Regions from separate parts of the Mus musculus genome. Here region 2 is linked to region 1. A link is a contact called in ENCODE Hi-C data. All regions are on one chromosome and are shown on one strand. The core of a region is the stretch at or near the end of the contact, and the rest is flanking DNA. Distances in the headings are between cores, read along the strand shown.

Evidence for each region. A loop is a pair of places that touch in the nucleus more often than their neighbours do.
Region 2: a map of T-helper 2 cell shows a loop between it and region 1 (7-fold over the local background). The contact joins the promoter of Tssc4 here to the promoter of Sirt3 in region 1. A Hi-C loop is called at or near these places in 2 of 37 maps with a recorded cell type or tissue (T-helper 17 cell and T-helper 2 cell).

Annotation. Positions count from the first base shown.
Region 1 is chr7:140,878,778-140,886,703 of GRCm38, forward strand. Sirt3 (sirtuin 3) reads right to left here and starts at 3,092. Exons shown (of 7, transcript NM_001127351.1): 1 at 2,986-3,092. It overlaps Psmd13 (proteasome (prosome, macropain) 26S subunit, non-ATPase, 13), which reads left to right and starts at 3,617. Exons shown (of 13, transcript NM_011875.4): 1 at 3,617-3,789; 2 at 4,723-4,801; 3 at 7,611-7,645; 4 at 7,734-7,789. The coding sequence starts at 3,695.
Region 2 is chr7:143,065,070-143,072,995 of GRCm38, forward strand. It overlaps Tssc4 (tumor-suppressing subchromosomal transferable fragment 4), which reads left to right and starts at 4,299. Exons shown (of 3, transcript NM_020285.2): 1 at 4,299-4,444; 2 at 4,686-4,781; 3 at 4,867-6,018. The coding sequence starts at 4,888. The coding sequence ends at 5,841. It overlaps Cd81 (CD81 antigen), which reads left to right. Exons shown (of 8, transcript NM_133655.2): 3 at 140-237; 4 at 874-948; 5 at 1,179-1,283; 6 at 1,592-1,693; 7 at 2,078-2,164; 8 at 2,243-2,861. The coding sequence ends at 2,305. Trpm5 (transient receptor potential cation channel, subfamily M, member 5) reads right to left here. Exons shown (of 25, transcript NM_020277.2): 24 at 7,662-7,728; 25 at 6,460-7,367. The coding sequence ends at 7,279.

The sequences.
Region 1 (7,926 bases), core at 1,842-4,341:
GTCTGTGTTTCCAGGGCACGATCATTCATACTGGGTTCACAGTAAGCTATGCATTATTCACTTTGAAGCAAGCAAGAGCTGTGCCTTGTGCCCATGGTCTAGGCACCCAGTGTGAGATGCCCATGGATGATCCTGTCCCATCCGAGGTGTCATCAGGAGCAGTGCCAAGGGCCAGAACAGGCCTTTGTGTCCAACTGTCTGTGTCACCTCCTTGGATAGAGTATGAGAGTGCTCCCTGGGACCCAGTCTGGACCTGCTTTCGTTTAGCTGATGGTCCACTGGCTTATCTGAGCACGTACTAGGTGGCCTCTTGCTGTTGCAGAGCAACTGTTAGAACATCTGTAGTAGAGCGTTCACCAGAATCTGTTTTCCAGCAGTCTCGATTTTCTCTCGGCACGCCTGCCTTTTTGTCTCTGTCTCTTCCTCATTGCAACCTGGCCCTTTTAGTTTAGAACTCCTGTGGGGGCCTAATCATAAAGATGGTGGAGATAAGAGGCACTTGCTCTCTCTAGTCCATCAGGACAGAGGAATCAAAGAGAACTCCCCCAAAAGCACAACAGCTTCACTGAGAAGCCTAAGACAAGAGATTTTGTTCCCTTGGAAGGAACCTTATTCCCAGCTGGGAAAACACACAAGAGACAAAATCACCCCGTTTTCTGGGTACCCTTACTTTCCTGCAAGCACACACCATAAACCCAAAGTACAGTAGGAGGAAATGCTCAGTGAGAAGCAAGGGGGCTACTTCCGGAAGTGGCACTTAGAACTTAGCCTGACCGCAAAGCCCATGCCGGGTCCTAGGGACCAACGCGCTAAGTCACTGCAACCCTCCTAGAGGTCTCCTGATAAAAACAAGAATGAGAAGCAGCAGCAAGCAAGCTCTGGCTCCAACACACCTCTCACTCATCAAATACCCTGGCGCACAGGGCACCCAGGGCAGTGCACTCAGAGGTTTTGCCCTAATATTTTCTGAACTCCTCTTAAACACAAACCATATGAGAATACAAAAGGGACAAAAGAAAAGTTGTGACCATTGCTGAGTGTCTGCCAACCGCTAGGCACCACTCAGGGAACATAAAAGACATTTTTAGTCACTTGTACCAAAACAAACAAACAAACAAACAGTTTGCAACTGACAGACATACATGTGGACAAAATTTTACCAAATATCTAACAACAAACTTAAGATATAACTTAAAGTACATCTACATGGTATGGAAAGCCCCTGAGATGAAGAAACTCAGAGGTTAGTATTCAGTTCTGCCCAAGACATTGTAAAGTTACAGAGGATGAAGTCACAAAAGAGTCCCAAATCTAAAATCAAGAGAAGAAGGAATGTTCTGTAAAGGCATCCTCCTCACAAACATCCCAGGGCTCCTGTGTTAGGGTTTATGACAGCCACACTGTCTTACAGATGATCTCATATTAGAAATGCTTCCACAAGTTAGAGTGTCTTTTCTGATCCCTGCTTTATCCTCAGCACTCACGAGTATGGTAGAGAAAATGCTCTGTAACCGTAGCCTAAATGAACAACTCTTTATTGAAAAGAATAAAATGTTGTCACCCACATCAAGTGACTATACCATTGTCTACCCAAATATTCTTCCATTACATTTCTTTGCTAACGACTGTGGGCCCTAAAACTGTAAGGACTCCAGGCTGGGTGTGTAGTTCAGTGGTGCCATGTTAGCCTATCAGACAATTGCAAAGCCTGAGTTTGTTACTCAGCACAGACAAAAAAAAAAAGTCCAAATTTGTACATTATATTGATAAATTGTCTTGCGTCATTTGAGCTCACTGAGAAGATGGCTTTGGAAACAAGGCCGACAACCCCTTCCCTCATGCCAGACCCATGTTTGTCTCAAAGTCCAAAGTCTGGAGGGCTGGCTCCCCTAACTATGTAAAAGGACAGAGAGAGAACAGCAAAACAGCCCAAGAGTGAAAACACTTGTGCCCTTGAGAACAGAAGGGAAACGGTTTCCAGTGGAAGTCACTATAGTTTATCCCAGTATAGGAAAGTATCTGCAAGAAAAAGAATGTGCCCTCCAGTAGGAAGGAAATCCCGCAGCTCAGACAGAGGGACAGCCCACCTGGGAGCTCCAAATGACTATCTCAACTTTCTCTGCCAGTTTCTGTTAGATGTAGCAAGTGTCCAATTTGATATTACTTCCATCTGTTGCTTTACTAAAAACCTCACTGAAAGGGTCACTCTGTTCTGGCAAGGACTCTTTACTGGGAGTTCCACCGAGCTACCTTAAAGATAGCCAATAGACGTCTGCTGACTTTTTTTTTTTTTTTTGAATATGCAGTGTGATGATTTCTCTCTAACTTAATATACTCACTTATTTCAAACTGAAAATATCCCTATTATTGATCACTCTCAGGACTCTATGAGACATGTTACTATTTTGCAGACAGTATGACTGTTGGTAAAAATTTTTAGTTTCACAACCTTTATGGGGGACAATTAAAACACAAGTAACAGCTGGATGTGGTGGCATGTGACTGTAGTCTCCGACGCTTGGAGGGAGGTGGAAGCAAGGTGGATCCGGAGTTCAAGGTCATCCTCCTTCACACAGCCAGCTGAAGGCCAGTTTGAACAAGAGACCAGTCTCAAAATAATACAAACCACGTAACCTTACCCAAGGCTGTCTACTGAGAATTTGTGGTCCAAATGGGGTGCAAACACGTTTATTTATCACGTTATTTGTAATAATTCAAGATTAGAAAGTATTCAATAAGGAAATGGTGATATAAATTATAAGACATCCATACAACGAACTTCTATAAAATATTTCAAAGACTGTGCTGCAATAGTTACATAGAAAAACACCTTTAAGGAGAAGGTAGTGATGGCCGGTCAGCAAAACCTTGTAGAAGGGCGCGCCTGCCGGGTCCTTACTCCCACAATTGCTTCCAGCTACCCGCCCCTAAAACGCCGCTGATAGCCTATCTGCGAGATCCCGTGTCTCCCCTGCCGTGGCTCACCTCCCGGACCCCACAGTCTGAGCGCGGCCAATGCCAGTCGACCGCTTAGCGCCATGATGCTCTGCAGGACGACGGCGCCTAGAGGGTCAAGCGCCATCCGAATCCCCGCCCCCGTGAGCCAAGCCCCGCCCTCTCGGCACTCTTACTCCCGCCCCCCCTCTGGCCAAGTGCCGCCCTCCGGCGCCTTCCCTCGGCCGAGCCCAGCCCAGCCCCCGCACGATAACCCGAAGTGTGGAAGGCTGTGTTTATGCCTGGTGCTGGCAGCTTCTCCCTCTGTGGGACTCTGACTTATTGGTTGGGAAGCCAAACCGGGAGATTTCATCGTTTTACGCCGCTCTCGACCTCCTTGAGTAGGCGGGTGATAACTAATGCTCTCTGAGCGATTTGCATCACACCTAGTCCTCGCCAAACGCCATCCGGTTTCAGAGGACCCAAGTCTGCAGGCTTGAGGCTACGTGACCAGTCAGTGGCTAGCTGTCCCCAGGCACCTCTACTCTTTAATGCCTCAAGGGCAGGGCCAGAAACCCGGGAGAAGTTTAGCGGAAGTCAAGAACGCGGTTACCTTGACGACCGCAACCCGTGAGGCTAGTGGGACGCTCCCAGCATGCCCCGCGCGCCCGCGGTGCCGGAAGTGAGCGAGCACTTCCGTGCGCCATCCCTGCCGGTTCTGACTGCTTAGTGCTTGTGTTGTTCCCAGCTCTCTGCAATCATGAAGGATGTGCCGGCCTTCTTACAGCAGAGTCAGAGCTCCGGGCCGGGCCAGGCTGCCGTTTGGCACCGTTTGGAAGAGCTGTACACGAAGAAGTGAGCTCCGAGGCTGGGGCGGGAGGGAGAGGACTGTGGGAGGGCCAGGGGCTCTGATCAGTCCGGAGGGTCAGGGATGTGGAGGAAAGGGGTCGAGATAGCCTTAGGAGCAGAGCTGTTAACAGGGTTCTGTATCTAGACTCCCTGCGTTCCAGCCTTACCAGCTTTGATAAGAACAATTACGAATTGCTGACTTTGATATAAGAATTTGCCTATGAAAAAACACCTCTTCCTCAGAACCTTTCCACATGACAATGTCCAGCAGTTAAAACTCTTAGTGATTTCAAGAGAAATTTTTCAGTGTTTAGTATGTACCTGCCTATATATGGTGTAACATTTTGTGTTTTTCAAAACACTTTTATCTCTATTATTAAATATTATCCTTTAGTCTTGGTATGAAGTATGCTATTTCGGTGTCCTAAAGGTTCATATATTGGCTTTTTTAAAGTATTGGCTTATTTCATCCTTCCTATTGACAGATAAGATTGAATATCAGTTTTCTATTCTGTGAGGTATTCAGCTAATAAGTAAGAGAGAATGGAGTTCAAAATATAGCTGTAGAATTCTAAAGTCACAACCAATGCCTTCAAGGCTGAAGGCATCCGTTTCTTCACATTAGGATGTGGGGCTGAGGGCTTTTTGTTTTGTAGGTTGTGGCATTGGAATTCCAGTTGACACTCAGAGTGGGAGTTGACGCTGTCTCAAAAAGTGTTCTCCAGTGTTACCTAAGAAAACTGAGTCTTGAAAGGATAAGTGACTAGGGGGTGCAAGCAAAGTCAGTCCAGAAATAGGCTTGAATTGGCTGGCGCTTGCTTTAACTCCTGGCTGTGCAGTGGGACCTGGGAAATACTTGGTGTTTGATGGGACCGTCAAGGCTGAAGGCATCCTTTTCTTCACATTAGGATGTGGGACTGAGGGCTTTTTGTTTTGTAGGTTGTGGCATCAGCTGACACTTGAGGTGCTTGATTTTGTGCAGGACCCATGCTTTGCCCAAGGAGATGGTCTCATTAAGGTAATGACTTACCAGACAGCTCAGACGATGTTGAATATAATTACAAACTATTATTATTCATTTTTATTTACTTTTAACGTGTGTGCGCCCAAGGATGCCAGAAGAGATCTCCTGGAACTGGAGTTGCAGGCAGTTGTAAGCCAACTGGTGTAGGTGCTAGGAACCCAGTTTGAGTCTTCAAAATGCTCTTAAACTATCACTGAGCCACGTCTCCAGACAATTTTTGCTTGCTTGGTTGGTTGGTTGGTTGGTTTGTTTGAGATTAGCTGTGGCTGTATAGCTCTGACTGGCCTGGAACTTGCTCTGTAGACCAGACCGGGATTGGATTCACAGTCCACCAGTGGTTAGCCTCCTCCAAGTGCTGTCATTAAATATATGCAGTGTCAGGCCCAACTCTGCTCATGGACATTTAAAGACAAGAGTGGGGGGAAGGGGCGGCATTATGGTGGTCACACTAAGCTGCATCTTTTAGCAATCACTTTGTGCCACGGACTGCTGTAAGCACTGGGCCCTCATGACAGCACTGAGAAAGTCTCTCTCTTTCTCATATGTAATAGCAGACGTAGATAAGTCACCATAGCTTACAGCTAATAAATCCCAACACTGAAACAGACTTTCTGGTTTTTACAAGTTTAGACTAGAGCTGGGAAAATGGCTCACTGGAAGTATGTGCTTCCATCCACAGGCCCTATGCATGCACCTCACGAGACAGCACCAAAAGGGGCCAATGGCACACCTGCAATCCCAGCACTTAGAAACTTGAATCTGGAAGATGGTTAGTTAAAGACTAACCTGGGTTACACAGCAAGACTGCTAGGGAGAGGGACGGTTTAAAGGGCTCTCCTCACTTCCCAGCTCTCCCAGCCCATCCACGCACAAGGGTTCCACTTGCCCAGAGATTTCTGGCCAGAGTAGTGTAGAAAAGAGAAGTCCTCTTCATTTGAAGGTGAGAGGGTTGAGGGGACGTGGTACTATGCTATCTCTCTAATGGAGCATTTTTTAAATTTTGTCAGCAGAAAAAAAATAAAAACACACTCTTTCCCATGCTTTGTCAGAGTCCTTAAGGAATACCCAGGAATTTTCTCACCAGAAGCCTTCTTTCTGGAACTTTCTTGTCATCATCTGAATTTGTAAAGAATAATTAGTTTATAATTGTAGCTTTAGTTATTTCTCCTGAATACATTGTGAAGCTTAAATGTTTTTTACTTATCAGTTTGACATTTTACTACTCTTAAGAATTTGCAGTTGTAAGCGGGCAGTGGTGGTACACGCATTTAATCCAATACTCGGGAGGCAGAGGCAGGTGGATTTCTGAGTTCAAGGCCAGCCTGGTCTACAGAGTGAGTTCCAGGATAGCCAGGGCTACACAGAGAAACCCTGTCTCGGAAAAAAAAAAAGGATTTGCAGTTGTTTGTATTCTGTCTTAAGAATTATGTGGGAATGATAAATCACACACTGCATGTTCTATATCATAGTGATATATTTTCATATTCTTTGCTTTCTAATCTTCAGTTGATATGCCCCTCTCCCCATCTTTGTTTCTTTTTGTGATGGTTTTTATTGTATGTAGGAATGGTTTGCCTTCATGGGTATGTGCACCACAAGCATACTTGATGCTCTTGGAGATCAGAAGAGGGCATTCAATCGATCCCCTGGAATAGGTGTTTCAGATGGTTATGAGTCCTCCATCATGTGGGTGATAAGAACTCTGCAATAGCAACAGGTGCTCGTAACCGCTGAGCCACCTCTCCAGCCCGATTCTGTGTTTTTGTTTTTGTTTTTTAAAGATTCATTTATTTATTTTATGTATATGAGTACAGTGTAGCTGTACAGATGGCTGTGAGCCATCATATGGTTGCTGGGAATTGAACTCAGGACCTCTGCTCACTCCGGCCCAAAGATTTATTTATTGTTAATTTTAAGTAAGTACACTATAGCTGACTCAGACACACCAGAAGAGGGCATCAGATTTCATCACAGATGGTTGTGAGCTACCATGTGGTTGCTGGGATCTGAACTCAGGACCTTCGGAAGAGCAGTCAGTGCTCTTAATCACTGAGCCACCTCACCAGCCCTGTTTCTGTGTTTCTTAAATTAAGAATATCAGCATTTGTTTGTTCTGTCTTCTCCAGTAGTGTAGGAGCTTTGGAAGCTCAGCATTTGACACACGTGGTGTGTCCACAGTACTAGCCTAGTGTCTGAAGAAGTACTGCTGTGTGCTGACTGGCTAAGAAACTTGGTAATATGAGCGTTTAGAAGGCCTGTAGCCTTCTGAAATCTGAAGGAACTCTATTTTGTTTGTTTAAGAATATTTCACACTTGTTCAGCTGTACTTGAAGTACCTTGGAGGAAGAATGTAGGAATTAAATATTTAGATTTTTTTTTTAATTTTTTTTAATTGTTTGGTTTTTCAAGACAGTCTCTCTGTGTAACCCTAGGTGACTTGGAACCAGCTCTGTAGAATAGTCTCAAAATCACAGAGATCTGTCTGCTTCTGTCTCCCAAGTTCTGGGACTGAAGGTGTGAGCCACCACACCCAGCTGTGTAGAAGATTCTGAGAGATCAGTGCTCTGGTTCTCACAGCCAGGAGCTCTGGTTCTCCAGTAATCCATTGGTGATTACTTATGTGGACTCGAGTAAGCCCATCGTCAACAAAGGTTTAGGTAGTGCTGCCTGTGCGATGGGCATTGTGGTTGGCACACTCTCACCTGCCAGTCTTAGTGCTGCCTCTGTCACTAGATGCAGCTTCTGGAGTCTGGTTTCTCAGTGGGGCTCGTGCTGTACTAATTCTCCGTCTTTGCTTTTGCAGCTTTATGAAAACTTCATCAGTGAGTTTGAGCACAGGTAATCCCTTTTTGTCAGTTTTTTTTACTTTGAAAATGAGTACATTAGTGCTTTTTAAACACTAAAAAACTGATGGCTTTTATTTCAGGGTAAACCCTCTGTCCCTGGTAGAAATAATTCTCCATGTGGTTAGACAGATGACCGGTAAGCCCTTGTTTCATAATAGAAAATACCAAATTGGCCAGGTTAGCAATGCACACCTGTGCTCCCAACACTGGGGTGAGGCAGTAAATACAGCCTGAGCTACGTAGGCCACTGTGGGGGCCAGTGTGAGATTTTTG
Region 2 (7,926 bases), core at 3,049-5,548, 2.2 Mb after region 1:
CTGGTGGCAGTGGCAGCTCCTCCAGCAGCACACGGAGGCATAAACGGCGCACATTGCTAAACTCTGCCTGCTGTGGTTGTGAGTTAGGCCTTCCTGTGTGATTCATGCAGCCTGCTCACTCAGGTCTTCCCTTCCCCAGGCATCTACATTCTCATTGCTGTGGGAGCTGTGATGATGTTTGTAGGCTTCCTGGGGTGCTATGGGGCCATCCAGGAGTCCCAGTGTCTGCTGGGGACGGTAAGTAGAAAGGGCTGAAGGGCTGGGGAGCAGGGTTCCTAGCAACTTATATGTCTTCCCCAAGGTTTTGGTTTTCCTAGGGGCTTGATTTCCATTGAATCTGAGTATGAATATACATGTTGGAAAAGGGGGTTTCTGTTTAAAAAAGCATAAACTCCAGAAGGGTGTCTCACCCCTAAAGCCAACCTTAGTGCTCCTGGCCACACTAGCTGCTGGTGAAGCTGAATCCCAGATTTGCCAGAATCTGGCCAGCCTGGGAGGGAGGCGCTGCCAGTATCAGAAGCTGGGGAAAGGCAGCACACGTCATAGAATGTAGGATAAAGGAGGTGAGGAAACTGAGGTTAGGGTTGGGGAGTGTCTTGCTGCATGTGCCTCAGTGAAGGCTGTGGACACTTTGTCAACTGCATTTCTACACCAGCCACATCCTGCAAAGTAGGATGCAAGGTGAGGCTATGAGAACTTGAACATCTCAGTGCAGGACTGTATCAGGCTCTTGTCTCTCAATGGCTCTGTGTGGCTCATGCTTAATCAGGACATGGTTGGTGGATATGGCCAACCCCCTTGGCACATAGCTGTTGGTCATGTGGGCTAGGCCTGGGCTTGCTGGTCAAGGCTCTGACCTCTTCTTTCCCCTAGTTCTTCACCTGCCTTGTGATCCTGTTTGCCTGTGAGGTGGCTGCAGGCATCTGGGGCTTCGTAAACAAAGACCAGGTAAGCCTAGGTTCACCGAGTGGGAGATATGCCCTCTGCCCTCCAACAGATGTGGGTTGCTCTGAGCCCATAGTTATAGGGTGCTTTTTGAATTTCTTGGACCTGCTGCTTGGGTGGGGGCAGGGTCTTGGGAGCTCAGTGGAAGAGGTGGCATCAGGCTGAGCCCATCGGGAAGTTGAGTGCTCTTGGGCGTAGCCCCGACACTGTATGTGACTATGATTCTCCCCCAGATCGCCAAGGATGTGAAGCAGTTCTATGACCAGGCCCTTCAGCAAGCTGTGATGGATGATGATGCCAACAATGCCAAGGCTGTGGTGAAGACTTTCCATGAGACGGTATAGCTAGGCTCAAGCAGGAGGGGAGGCTGTGGGGTTCCTAGTGTGTGAGGGCATGGGTCTCCTTTCTTTCCAACACAACAGGGCCTAGGAAAGGGTCTCCTCTATGATTTGTGGGTCCTCAGGTAGGAATCTAATGGGCCTCATTTTCCCAGGGGTTTGAAGGAACAGGGCTCCTGTGCAGGGTGACAAACAGGGCAGAAGGACAACTCCCAAGTGTATTTTGGGGTGACGGTGTGCTGTGTGCCTGATCTTTCCCTTGTCTCCTGAAGCTCCAAAGCTGACAGTGTTGTTCTTGGTCCCTGCAGCTCAACTGTTGTGGCTCCAACGCACTGACCACACTGACTACCACCATACTGAGGAACAGCCTGTGTCCCTCAGGCGGCAACATACTCACCCCCTTACTGCAGGTAGCATGGAGTGGGGATGAGGTGGTGGTGGTGGTCGGTAGGGTGGTGTGGCCAATCAGGAAGATCAGCACTTTGAGCAAGACCTCAGAAGTCCCATAGACCATCTCTATTACTGGGGTACCGGGTCCTCACAGCTTGAGTTAACCCCTGCAACATCCCAGAAAACTGTTCTCTTGAGTGGTCCCTCATACCCTGGTGACCCTAGGGTGCTAGTGAGGTAAAAAAACACTCCCCTGTGACAAAAGGCTGCAGGCAGCAGGTCCGTGTGTCTTAAATTTGTTTTGGGGTGGAAGATAAGCTGTGATACATAGGTCCTGTCACTGAGTAGGGTGGTGGCTGTGACTTAGCCACTGATGGTTAACCACGCTCTTGCCATCCCTGCAGCAAGATTGTCATCAGAAAATCGATGAGCTCTTCTCTGGGAAGCTGTACCTCATTGGAATTGCAGCCATTGTGGTAGCTGTCATTATGGTAAGCACAGGGTCTCTGGTGGGTGGGTGGGATCCTTCCCAGGGCCTTAGGTGCTGACTATGCCCCTCCCTCCTGCAGATCTTTGAGATGATTCTGAGCATGGTGCTGTGCTGTGGCATCCGGAACAGCTCCGTGTACTGAGGCCCTTTGCATTGCACCAGAGGATCCCTGGAGTGACCAGAGGCCACCTTGGGGGACATGGCCTGTGTATATAATATTTCTGTATCACTCTGCTACACTTAGTCTTTTTACTTTTGAGTTTTTTGTTTTGTTTTGTTTTGTTTTTGTTTTAGTTTTTTTTTTTGTCCTGAACTTTTCCTGTTACCTTTTGGGAGCTGACATCACACATGGGTGGCATATGTGGGATGTAGGGGTGGAGCTGGCCCTGGCTTGCAGGGCCCTGTACGTCTGGGACCCCTGGAGAGTTCTGCCTGCTGAGCCAAACCTCCTCTACAGCTACTTGCCCAGAGGCTTTGTAGCCTAGCTAGAGGGCCATGCCCACCCACTCAACCCACTGTGGGTCACATTGCTCACATCTTTTTAATCTTTGTTCCTTTCCTGCCTCCATTTCAAGAGCTGGGTTTGTAAGCCCTCTTATGCCTTCAATGCACTTATTCTTTCTAACGTGTCACCTTCAACTGTAATTAAATCTTGAAACAGTCATTTAATAAAGGAGGAAAAAAATCAGGCATGCTAATGGGACTGCCAGACCTCTTCCTGTGCTAGCGGTGTCAGAGACCTGGCTCATCAGCTCTGAACTTTGCCAGGCACAGGGTGAGCAGGTCCAATAGAGGCTGTGGAACACAGTGGGTGGGGAGGGCTGGGACCCTGGGAGCACTCCATATGGGTCCTCCCTCATTTGTACCTCCTTATACTGGGAGCTCAATGCTGACTTTACGCCAGCCTTGACCTCATTTCCACTCATCTGTTGGACATGACAGGTCAGGCTGAGTCGGGTAGGAGGAGCCACCTAAGCAGGGAAATTCAGCACAGAATGATGGAGATAAGCTGCAAGAACACCCTCCTTTTCAGGGACAAGACAGTAAAGGTTAGCCCATTACCCCATCCATCTCAAGAAAAGATTCCACGGAGCTGGGTGGCTCTGGCTTGTGTCTCAATAAGTAAAAGGCAAGATGGCAGTTCACTTACCCCTGTGAACTGAGGATCAGGCTAAGCAACCTCCCGGACGCCAGGGGCAACCACCACTGTCTCTTTCCCTTTGTCTCCTGTCTGCGCCCCTCCCCCAGGCTGCTGGCATAGTTAATTGGCCACTAGAGGAGAGACGCCCTAGCCAAGATTCATGGCCCAGCTTCTAGCAGCCTCCCAGTAGGCTTATTTGTCGGTGAACCCCAAGCTTGTACTAGGACATTCTAGGTCTCCGCCACCTCTACCTCCCACGCCTATGCAACCTGTTCCGTGCTTGGTTGGTTTCTGGTCTGAGGAGCCCTTTATATCCTATGTTATGAGGTCCATGGGCACCAGGCCAAAGCTGTTGGAGGCCTGCTGCACAGCTTCAGAAACATAGGAAAGGAGAGGCGCATGCAGCAGCCCCATGGTGTCTCAGACTCTGATCCCTAAGGATACAAGAAAACAGCCCCACGCCTGGAGGAGGATTATGTGTGGCCTTGACTAGTAGGGGCGGCGTCCTGCAACTAAAGTGTCCGTTCCTGCGTCAGGAAGCACAGACAGGCAGAGCCCAGGATAGCGGCTTCGAATCTCTGAAGCCCCAACCAACCCACCCCAGGGACCACTACGTCTCTTCATGCCAAGAGCCAACCAGGACCTTGGCCCCGCCTCACTCCAGAAAGCCAACAAAGCACAAGACCCACACCACTTCCGCCCAGGGCCGGAAATGTCTAGGAAACTGGTTGGCGCTCACAGTGCGTGGTGACGCACTTCCTCCTTGTGTCGGACCCGGCCGGGACGGCTTCCGACAGGCGAAGCTGCAGGCCTCAACCCTTTGCGATTGGCAGTTAGCCCTGGAGTATTGTGGGAACCGTGGCTCCGCCTTTTCCTTTTTCGTCATTTCTGGGTGGGTTTCCGTGTGCGCTCCGGGTTGGCACGCTTGTTAAGGTTACAAGTCCCGGCTGACATTAGGCGGGAACCCATTGCCTTCTGGGAGTTGTAGTTTCTCGGGCGCTGAAGCCACGAAAATCTGATCGCCCGAGACTCGGTTTCCCAGGAACCCGAGCGAGACTGGACAGGACCGAATCCCGGGGAACTGGCGGGACGCTGCGAGAAAGGCGGCAGGGTATTGAGGCGTGTACGGACGCTGGAACGGTGAGCACTGGCCTCCCTAAGGCCGCGGCCAGGGCATTCCCGTGCCTGTTTCTGCCAGCCCTTCGTCCGGACCCGGGTGGCGCTTGTACCTAGAGAGGCTGCGCTTTACTGAGAGCCCGTGATGGGACAAGCAGCTGATGGAGATCTCCTGTCACCAGCATCTCCCAGTGCTCATCTATTGTATGTCCACACTGTTATGATCTCATGGTTGACTCTCTCCTTAACCCCACCTAACCTGCAGCTCCTGTATCTGTGCGCGCTAGGATACCCTTTAACCACCCAGCTTCGCGAGGCCTCCCGTCCGGCTGTGAGTAGAGGCACTTGACACATAGTGGAGGTGAAAGACGGGAGCCTGGGAGGACGGGGAGGGATGAGGCCTTAAATACACCCCTCACGGCGGAACTGGGACTGCTTCGCTACAGGTGGGACGGGTGTCAGGTCGTATGGCGGAGACAGAGGCTGGCCTGGAGGCTGATGAACCCACCGAGGATGACACCCTGCCTTCTGACACCGTCTCCCTCAGCGACTCGGACTCGGACCTTAGCTTACCTAGTGGTGTGGAGGTCCAAGTGTTGTCCCCAGAGAGGCTTTCGGAGGAGGGCCAGGAGGACTCCGGCCCTGAGGACCCTCCATCGCCCCCCACGGGCACCCTCACCACTGCAGTGCAGCCATTCCACCTCCGAGGCATGAGTTCTACCTTCTCCCAGCGCAGCCACAGCATCTTTGATTGTCTGGAGAGTGCAGCCCGGCAGGCACCGTGCTCTGCTCCCCAAACCAGTGTGAGTGACAATGGCAGCTTCAGGCGGCCCGTGACTCCCCCAAGTCAGACTCCAGCAAGGGGCCTGAGCAGAGTGCATGGGAACACTGGCCCGACTAGGGTACTCCCAGTCCCTGACTATGTGTCACACCCTGAGCGTTGGACCAAATACAGTCTGGAGGATGTGTCTGAAGCCAGTGAGCAGAGCAATCGTGATGCTGCCCTGGCCTTCCTGAGCTCTCGAAGCCAGGTGTCCCACACAGACTATGTGCCTTCTTTCAACCAGGACCCCTCTAGCTGTGGGGAGGGAAGAGTGGTCTTCACCAAACCAGTGAGGGACAGTGAGGCTAGGGCTGAGAGGAAGAGGGTCCTAAAGAAGGGGGTTGGGTCAGGTGCGGGGGGTGAGGCCGCTGTGGAGCTAGCCCATCTCGCTGGACCTGAGGCTGAGGAATGGAGTGGCCACCAGGGACAGCCAGAGGTGGTGGTACCTTCAGAAGCTGCCCATCCTGAGTCCTCATCAGGCCCCATAGGTGTGAAGGCTGTTGGTTTCCATGGCAGCAAGAAGCGGAGCAGAGACCACTTCCGGAACAGGGACGGTAACCCTGGGGGGCCGGGGTCTGAGAGAGGACCCTCAGTTTGACTGCAGTGCTATCACTCTACCCCTCACCTGCTAGTCCAAGTGGGAAGGTGTGGGCTGTCTGTGGTAGGGGGATGTGTGCAGCCGCTCTGGCAGAGACTGTGGGAATTGTGGGTCAGGGGACCTCGAAGGCCTTTGTGCCCCAGTGTTTAGGATGAATAATAAACGTTTGGAATATTTCTTGAATTGTGTGGCTTTTTCCGGGCCCCACTCAAAGAGTTCTGTCCAAACAGTCCTGGGCAGCCAACTACAGGACTGCATCTCTGGCAGCCTCACCTTGCCTTCCCCACTCCAGTGAGGACTGCCGTGAAGGTTTGCCATGGTCATTTACATTTGTCACTGATGAAACTACCCAGAGGGACTGGGCTCTTAGCTGTGTTCAGCCTTGTGCCCCTGATGGTAGTGAATGAGCATAATCTGCACAACCCACCCCCACCCCCACCCCCAGAAACCAATGCAGCCCCAGCACTGGGCCTGTACAGACCACAGGTTATAGGAAGAGGATGAGTTGTGAAGCAGCATATGGTTGGTGTCTGGCTGTGTCTCCAGGACTTGTGTGTGTAAGACACAGCTGATGCTGGGTCATTCCACTGAAGCTGAGCCAGAGAAGAAGAGAAGGATGCAGGGAGGATGCATGAGCGAATGTTTCCTGTGGAGGCCAGGGACTTGGACCAAGTTAGCTAGACCTGCTAAGACCCAGGTCTGCCCCAGCCTCTGTAGTCCCCATTCTCTGAGTTCCTCTAAAAAGGACCTGGATGGTCATTTAATTTGAGGAGCAGTGGAAGGAACGGAGATGCCTTTCACTAGGTCAGACAATCCTCCATATTCCCCGGGTGTTTGAAATGTCCCGTTTAGCCACCATTGTGGCCCAGTTTAGCTGATTTGAGGTGGTCTACAGGCTTTATAGAAAGTAAAGTAGCATTGGGTACCCTTGAGCAATATCTTGGGGTTTCTGCCAGAATGATCAGACAGATAATGCTGTGGGGGGTGAAAGATGGGAGGTAATTACAATAGATCTGAGTCCTGCCCTCTAGGAGCTGGTCAGCTAATGAGTGGGTCAGGGGTCAGAAAGAAACCTAGTGTTTAAGAGGTTGGCTTCTTAGGAACTCAGGGTAAGACAGGGGTTAGACCTAAATAGCCCCATCCAGGCAGATGGTGTCCTATGTAGGACTTGGCCAGATCCAGCTGTCCAGTCCAAGCCAGTGAAAGCTTTAGTGGGACATGAAAAATCTTGCCCTGCTGGAGAGGATACTTCTGAGGCTCCCGAATAGATGCCAAAGACATGAGTTTCATTCTCTTAGGAAGGGATGTCCAAGAAGTGATCTGTAGCAAGGCCTTGAAGACCATTTCTTGGGGCTGCTGGGAGTGGGGGAAGGTTGATGTGCCCCAAAAACTCGATGTGGCCAGGTCTGGGGCTCTAGAGCAAGTGGTTTCTCCATTTCAGGTGTCAGAGGGTGGCAAGCCAGACTCTAGGTACTCCCTGTCTCTAGCAGAGGCTGGCTGACTCCTGCAACCACAGTTCTGAGAGCCTGGGAGCAAGAAAGGGAGAAAGGACCCTCAGCTGGAGAGCCTCAGCTGGGGCAGGGCAGGAGTGAGGCAAGGGCCAGGACATGGAAAGTGGCAAGGCTAGCAAGGCCAGTGCTAGGCAGAGCCTTGGGACACTAAGGAACAGTGGCCTGCCGAGGGTAACCGACCTCTAGCACAGGTGGAGAAGGCAGGACCTAATACAATACACAGCCCGCAGCTTTGCTCTTGCCCTAATCTAGTGGCTGAAGGGAGGAGCCCATACCCATCTCATTCCCATGGCCTGAACCCATACTTACTTGAGTAGGTGCCTCCTGGAGCCAGTGTATCCGTCATAGAGGACAAGAGGAGCATACAGTAGTTGGCCTGGAGAGAGCCAAGGGAGGTACTGAGACTTCGGTGGGGACTGGGGGGACCGGGTTGGTTTCCTCCCATGTGATTGCCCTCCTGCCAGGGCTACTGCTGCCCTGGGACTCCACACTCTGGACCAGGTCCTCCCATAGTGCATGATAAGGGATAGTGACCGGATGTGGTGCTGAACCTAGGTTTTGTTGGACCAGCTCT